Linked DNA regions of Homo sapiens: region 1 is linked to region 2. The links are chromatin contacts, found by Hi-C or POLR2A ChIA-PET in ENCODE. All regions are on one chromosome and are shown on one strand. The core of a region is the stretch at or near the end of the contact, and the rest is flanking DNA. Distances in the headings are between cores, read along the strand shown.

The links. A loop is a pair of places that touch in the nucleus more often than their neighbours do. ChIA-PET counts read pairs that join two places held with the same protein, here RNA polymerase II (POLR2A). Pooled maps may share reads with other maps.
Region 1: a map of uterus shows a loop between it and region 2 (2.8-fold over the local background). The contact joins the promoter of LINC02944 here to the enhancer-like site in region 2. A Hi-C loop is called at or near these places in 10 of 168 maps with a recorded cell type or tissue (GM23248, HAP-1, HepG2 and 7 more), 5 of 37 single-sample maps with no recorded cell type and 7 of 50 pooled maps. POLR2A ChIA-PET finds 5 or more read pairs at or near these places in 1 of 52 experiments (H1).

Annotation. Positions count from the first base shown.
Region 1 is chr10:118,239,718-118,242,991 of GRCh38, reverse strand. It overlaps LINC02944 (long intergenic non-protein coding RNA 2944), which reads right to left and starts at 1,487. Exons shown (of 5, transcript XR_946349.3): 1 at 1,310-1,487; 2 at 1,106-1,209.
Region 2 is chr10:117,550,562-117,553,888 of GRCh38, reverse strand. No RefSeq gene overlaps it. Among named protein-coding and RNA genes, the nearest start is that of EMX2, 9.5 kb to the right of the region's middle. RefSeq lists enhancers at 1,206-1,997, 1,942-2,917, 2,856-3,327. Within about 2 kb of position 1,560, at least 3 of the 41 ENCODE cell types and tissues checked have a DNase peak (open chromatin) inside an H3K27ac peak, as active enhancers do; they include dorsolateral prefrontal cortex and uterus, where a contact is called at or near this core.

The sequences.
Region 1 (3,274 bases), core at 238-2,737, 690 kb before region 2:
ACATTTGAGATTAAGAAAAGCAGAAAATCTGGAATATTTTTGTAGACATCTAGATATATAGGCAACGACAGAGACCCAAGACCGTAAATCCGGTTTATTTTTACATATTAGCATTAAAATATCTGTCTTGCTTTCAGACAATGAGTTTTTAAAAATTAAGAATAGTGCATCAAAATGATGAAAAATTTTAGGATTTTTTGATATGTAACTTAACCCACAGAAAACCAGATTATTCATCTTGCTACTTGTTTATAGCCCTTTTTAAAAAATGAATATTTCAGACACCTTAAATTGATAAATGTTTCTCTGAAAATAAATCGCTCTTTGATAAAGAGAGTGGAACATAAATGTTTGAGATGTAGCTGAAGCTCTATCACCATTTATGGATCACGATTATAGTTCAAAACGCAAAAGCTGGTATCTTTTGAGGTCGAGCATTTTATACTGAAAGCATATATTTATAATGGAAGTTAACCTTAACATGAAGAGGAAATGATGTTATAGGATTTTCTATTTTGGAACTAATAAGCTATATCATTTCTTATTTGATGGTCTTAAGAAGCAGTTAACATGACTTGAAAGCAACATTTTTCAAGTACTGTAAACATGCTACCATGGAAAACCAGAGAGGAAAAATTTTCCTGTCTGTGAGATTCCTAAACAACTTAATTTGAGTTGTTTACTCTCAAATACTGAATGTTCTTCCCACTGTTCCGCTGTAGTCCGACACAGTGTATTTAATGATTTTTTGTGAAATTTACAACCTAGTGACTTATCATCTTACTTTGAATTGTCTTGAAGATACTTAATGCTGATACTTAACACACACACACAAAAAAACCCCAAACTCTTAGAGTCCTCACTCTGTTTTGAACTAATTAACTTTACAGGAACAAACCTGGAGATACTTATTTTTTCCACTACTACTTTTGGATTTATTATTTCTTTTTATTATAGTAGTCCGAGGTTAGAAAGCTAAAAATTAAAATGGTTGATAATTGTGAAATATATTGTTATTCATGGCAAAATATCACGATTATGCATATGTGTAAGAATTAAGATGTCTTAGGAACTAGCACGGAGTGAGCTGGATGAAATGCGGCACCTGCCACAGAATCTTTCCCCTGTGCTTTTCGGTAATGCCAGGCAAGTCCTCCGGGTTGTAGAAGTCATGGCCAGGTCATGGATTTCCGCACACAGCGATGGCTTCTGTGGGACAAAAAGCAGTGAATATCACGCTACTTACCTTGCTTTATACCACAACCGTTGCAGGCAAGGGTGTCTCCGATGGCGTCTTGGTTTTGCTTACCTGTGTTCCAAAAGAAATCTTTTCCCTGACCAGTTAACTTCTTGGTTGTTCCTTAAGACACAGGGATTTTGGGAAAGACTGTGGCATGCTTTCCTCAGTGGTTCTTCTCAGTTTAATGCCTTAAAGATGGACAAATGTTCACTGGCTGCCCGATAGGCACTGAAATTCGGAGCAATCCAACTTGTTCCAAAAGCGTTTCCCACGGCATATGCACAGTTTCACGGATGGCCACTAGATGGCGTGTGACAACCATTTGTGTCAGCCACACGCAAAGGCTTCCCATTCATTCTCCATAAAGGTATCAAAGGCGTCCTCCAGCAATTCCTCCAAGACAACTTCACTATTACGTTGTTTTCATTTCGATCCTTAAATGGTACCGGTTTACGTTTTGGAAGTAGGGGGACATTTTCAGTGGACGAGCCTAAATCAGAATGTGTGCTGTTGTATTTACGCATCACCGTTAATAAACATTAGCACTTAAAGCTGAATTAAGGCACATCGTTAAATGTCAGTGTGTATCTACCCACTTATCTACGAATGTTTCAACAAACATCTATTAAGTGTCTACTACTATGTGCGAAATGTGACTCGTTCTTCTAAAATACTGAAAGGACGTTTTATTACCAGAAAGTAATACAAGTATCAGAAAATAAAGACATTTTACGTTGCACAGTTGGGTCATTGATATAATGTTAAAATTAAATACATTAGCTCTTTCTTAGCTGAGGTTTTGTTTTCTGTGGTTTCATTTACCTGTGGTCAGTTGTGGCCCCAAAAAATTAAATGGAAAATTTCAGAAATAATTCATAAGTTTTAAATTGCATGCCATTCTCAGTTGCATGCTGAAATCTCTCATCCTCTGTCCCACCTGGGAGGGGAATCTTCTCTTTGTCCAGCATATCCACACTGTCTAAGCTACCTTCCTGTCAGTCACACGGTAGCCATCTCAGTTATCACATAGACTGTCACCGTTTCCCAGTGCTTGTGTTCAAGTAACCCTCATTTTGTTATATAATGGCCTCAAAGCATGAGAGTAATGATGCTGGCAATTTGCATATGCCAAAAAAGAAGCCATAAAATGCATCCTTGAAGTGAAAAGGTGAAAGTTATCAGCTTAATAAGGAAAGAAAAAAATTGTATGCTGACATCTTTAAGATCTACAGTAAGAAGGAAACTTCTACCCACGAATTGTGATCAATTAGTTGTAAACACCACTGCACTTGGACCAGCTTACCCATGAATGGTAAGGAAAAAAAGAAATTCATGCATAGTATATGTAGGGTTTGGTACTATTGCAGTTTCAGGCATCCACTGGGGTCTTGGAAGAATGTATCCCCCATAGATAAGGGGGGAAGTTGTATGCTCCTGGAATTTCAGAAGCTTCTCCTTTTTTTTTTTTTTGAGACAGAGTTTCGCTCTTTTTGCCCAGGCTGGAGTGCAATGGCACGATCTTGGCTCACTGCAACCTCCGCCTCCCAGGTTCAAGAGATTCTCCTGCCTCAGCCCCCTGAGTAGCTGTGATTACAGGCATGTGCCACAAAGCCCGGCTATTTTTGTGTTTTTAATAGAGACGGGGTTTCTCCATGTTGGTCAGGCTGGTCTTGAACTCCTAACCTCAGGTGATCCGCCCACCTTGGCCTCCCAAAGTGCTGGGATTACAGGCGTGAGCCACTGCACCCGGCCCAGAAGCTTCTTTTCTTGATATAGAATAAATCTGAATGTCAGGGGGAAAAATCACATGAAACACCTTGCAAATTATCTTTCCCCTTATAGCAAAATATGATTCTCCTTGCCTTAAAGAATGTAAATTCCTATAAAGAAAATAAATTAATAAAACATACAAGTCCTATAGTGGAATCACTTTTTCTTTCATGTCCATTGTCACCGAGTATAGAAATGAGGTATTTTATTACATAATTTTTACAAATCCGTATTAAGACAAACCTTAATAGGAATGACTTTATC
Region 2 (3,327 bases), core at 311-2,810:
TCGGTCTGCAGGTGGAGGTGGGGGCAGGGGCGAAGCCTGGGGCGTTAGCAGCCGGGAGGACCAGGCTCCAGCACTTGGAGTCCAGCCTCCATGCGCGCATCTCCGCACGTGGGCGTGATCTTTGGCGCGCTCTGGCGCCCCCTCAGAGGAGTGCGACGCGCCTCTGCCCTACCCGGACCCCAGCTCTGGGCGCTGGCCCGCCGTCCGCTTCTGGCACCCCGACTCGCAGCTCCGGGGCCCTCCGGAGACTCCCAGCCGGGCAACAGACACTAATAAACAAAAGGCCAATTAGACGCTGGGGCGCGGCTGATGAATGGACCTTGCGCTTCCAAGCGTGGCGCCGCCTAGAGTTTTCTGGCGCACCGGGTCCTGCGGGAGAAGCCACCTCCCGGAGAGGGGTCACGGCTGGGGTCAGAGGGTTCTCAAAACTCCCACTTTCCTCTGGCTACGGGGCTGGCTGGGGCGAGAAAATCGGCGGTCGAGCGGAGGGCGCGGGCCGGAAGCTGCGGGCGAGGCGCGAGAGGCCCCACAAAGCAGCCCGGCTTTCGGGCGCGGTCCCCCGACGCTGGAGGCCGGCATCCTCTGCCGCCCCGCCGGCGGTTGCTTCTAGGCGGCGCCCCAGTAATTCCAGCGCTGATTGCTGGAATAATAAAGACTGGTCTAGAAAAATGCGCAGTTACACAAAACGGCTGTTGTTTGCCAAACTCCGGAGTTAGTGGGGCGCTGCTGGAACGACACCCCAGCCCAAGCCTCCTCACTAGACACACACGCCTCGATCCCAAGACACACAGATGTTGCCCTAGGGCTGGGCATGGACATCCATCACAGGGACCCCCATCCAAACACCGAGAAACGTCCCCGCAAGCCACACACACCGAGGCCACCCCCATCTTCTGAGATGTGCAACTCCAGACGAATTCGCAGATACACAGTGCAACCAGACCGCGGCACACACATTCAATAAACTGCATTTCCACACCGTCATAGGCACTCTGCAGCCTCACAACTGCACGTGCTGGCCCTAACTCAAAACAATCTAGACGCACAAGGACAGCTAGACATCTTGACCAAATCTACATAAGTAGCCCCAGCCTCTCCAGCCTTTAACTTATTCAAACAATTAGAACTGACACAAATTGACTAAAGTCCTAGCTGAGACACACAATTCTATTCCACAATCCACACAAATGCCATTATACCACAAACTAGTGCTCTCACCCTATACAAACACACAAGAACAGACCCTCACCCTGCCAGCCTTACACCGACTTGGACCAGCCCTAAAACCCCCACCACGGAGTGGGGCCCCGGGCCAGGCCTCCGAGCAGCCAGAGTCCCTCCCCAGCCGGCCTGCGCGTCCCAGACTTTGTTTCCTGCGACTCGAGGCGGGGACGGGGAGGAGCCGAGGTTTCCAAAGCCGAGCGCAGGCCGGAGCCCCCTTTCTGCCTGGCCCGCCTGGCGCGGCTCTCAGGCTGCCACAATCCGCCCCTCGCACAAAAGTGGCCCGGCAGGTTCCGGGCCGCAGCCAATGCGCCAGCTCCTGCTCGGCTTGCCTGCCAGGAGCAGAGCCAGAGGGAGCTTGGAGCACTGAACACCCAGAACGAGAGCCAGGAAGTTCGGAGGTCGAAGGCTTCTCTCACCCTAGGACTTTCTGGCGCCTCCGCGAGAAACGCACACGGAACCCATGTGTACTTCGCAGGAGAACGTAGCCGCGGCACACGCGCTTGGTAGATTCCGTTTGACCCTCTCAGGGCAGCGCAAACGGAGAACCCGTGCCTCTCCCGAACATGCGCTTGGCCAAGGGGTCCCACAGGGAAGGTCCACAAGTAATTAACAAGGAAACGGAACATGGATCAAACTTGTATCCTACATCCCCATTAGGGGTCCCAGGCAGGACCCAATGGCAACGTGCATACAGTTCTCCGTGTCCCAGAAGGAGCGCAGAATCTGACCCACGATGCCCATTGAGCCCTGCCCGGGAGCATCCAGGGCTGGCACCCATATAGCACGAAGGGGCACATAGACCTGCGGCTCATGGCTCCTACAACCCCCTGCTCAGCTCAGCACGCGCGCACTGCGAAGGGAACGCAGAGGCAGGGCACACGCGCACCCTGCCCCGCGCCCCACTCCCAGATAGTCATCGTGGGATGGCATCTCGCAAATATTTATATTCCTCAGCGCCACGGCAGCCCGCGTCCACATTAGACACTCTAATCCTGCCACTTTAAATAGATGAATTAATAAAGCAAACGAGCGGCTAATAAGCTGACTGTCCTGCCTTTTTGAGGCGGAGGAAGGACTCGAAAGTGCGCCAAATTTGTTTGCAGTGGATCAAGGCGAGCCGCCTCTGCTTCACTTTCTTTATCTTAATTCCGACTTGAAAAGATATAATTATCTAGTTTGAACAGAGCTGCTATCAAATCCTTCTTTGGGCCGGGAAGGGGGGCGTTGGAGTGGATTGCGGCTCTCTGAGCCGCTCCGTGCAGCCGGAGATAGCGCGTAATGAAGATGTGGAGGCCTGAGATACAAAGGGCATTAACCTCATTAGCATGAAACCTTTTCTTCTTACCATTGTGGGACCCTTTCAGCCGCCTAATCCCCCCTATTTTCAAAGCTTGGTTTGTAATAAAGCTTTTAGTTTTTTTTTCAAAGCTAATAGTATTCTGTGATGATTTTATTGCTGTTACACTACATAGGACATTTACCCAAAAAAAGAAAAATCTTCACCACCAGCCCCGTTTTCTTGTACTTAAAAAGTATAAAGTATATAATTTCGGCAGAAGTAAACCTTCTGTTAAGACGGAATTTTTTTTTTTTTCTGGACAGACCATCTGAATTTTAAGAATGTTTAAGAATGAGCTCGGTGTTTGAGGTATTCCGGGTTTTGGAAGGTGAGTGGAAGGAAAAGGTAATTTGTACTTGTTGAAGAGAAAGGGATGCTTTCCGGGAGCACTGACTGCAAAGCGCTTGAGACAGCTGGTGGTCACTGAGGGTCGTGCTGTCAAAGCGCCTGGAAGCCCCACGAGGGTTTCCAGGATACCCCGAGGCGCACCTGTCCCTGTGAGACGCAAGCCCGGGTCTCCTGAGGCCACCCCGTCTCCCTCCTCCCCCGGCAACTCCCGGCGGCGGTGTATCCCCTCACGGCACACACACCTTCCAAGAAGAGTCTGTGAAAATGCACTATGAGCAGCCAGGTTTCTACAGAGGGACAGAAATGGGGGGAAAGAGGGGAGGTGGAAGACAGGCAGAGATGGGGGAAAGGAGAAAGAGACGGAGAATGAATTCTGCTTTAGAGAAGAGGAGAAAAAAAAGAAAAAATTTCCATAG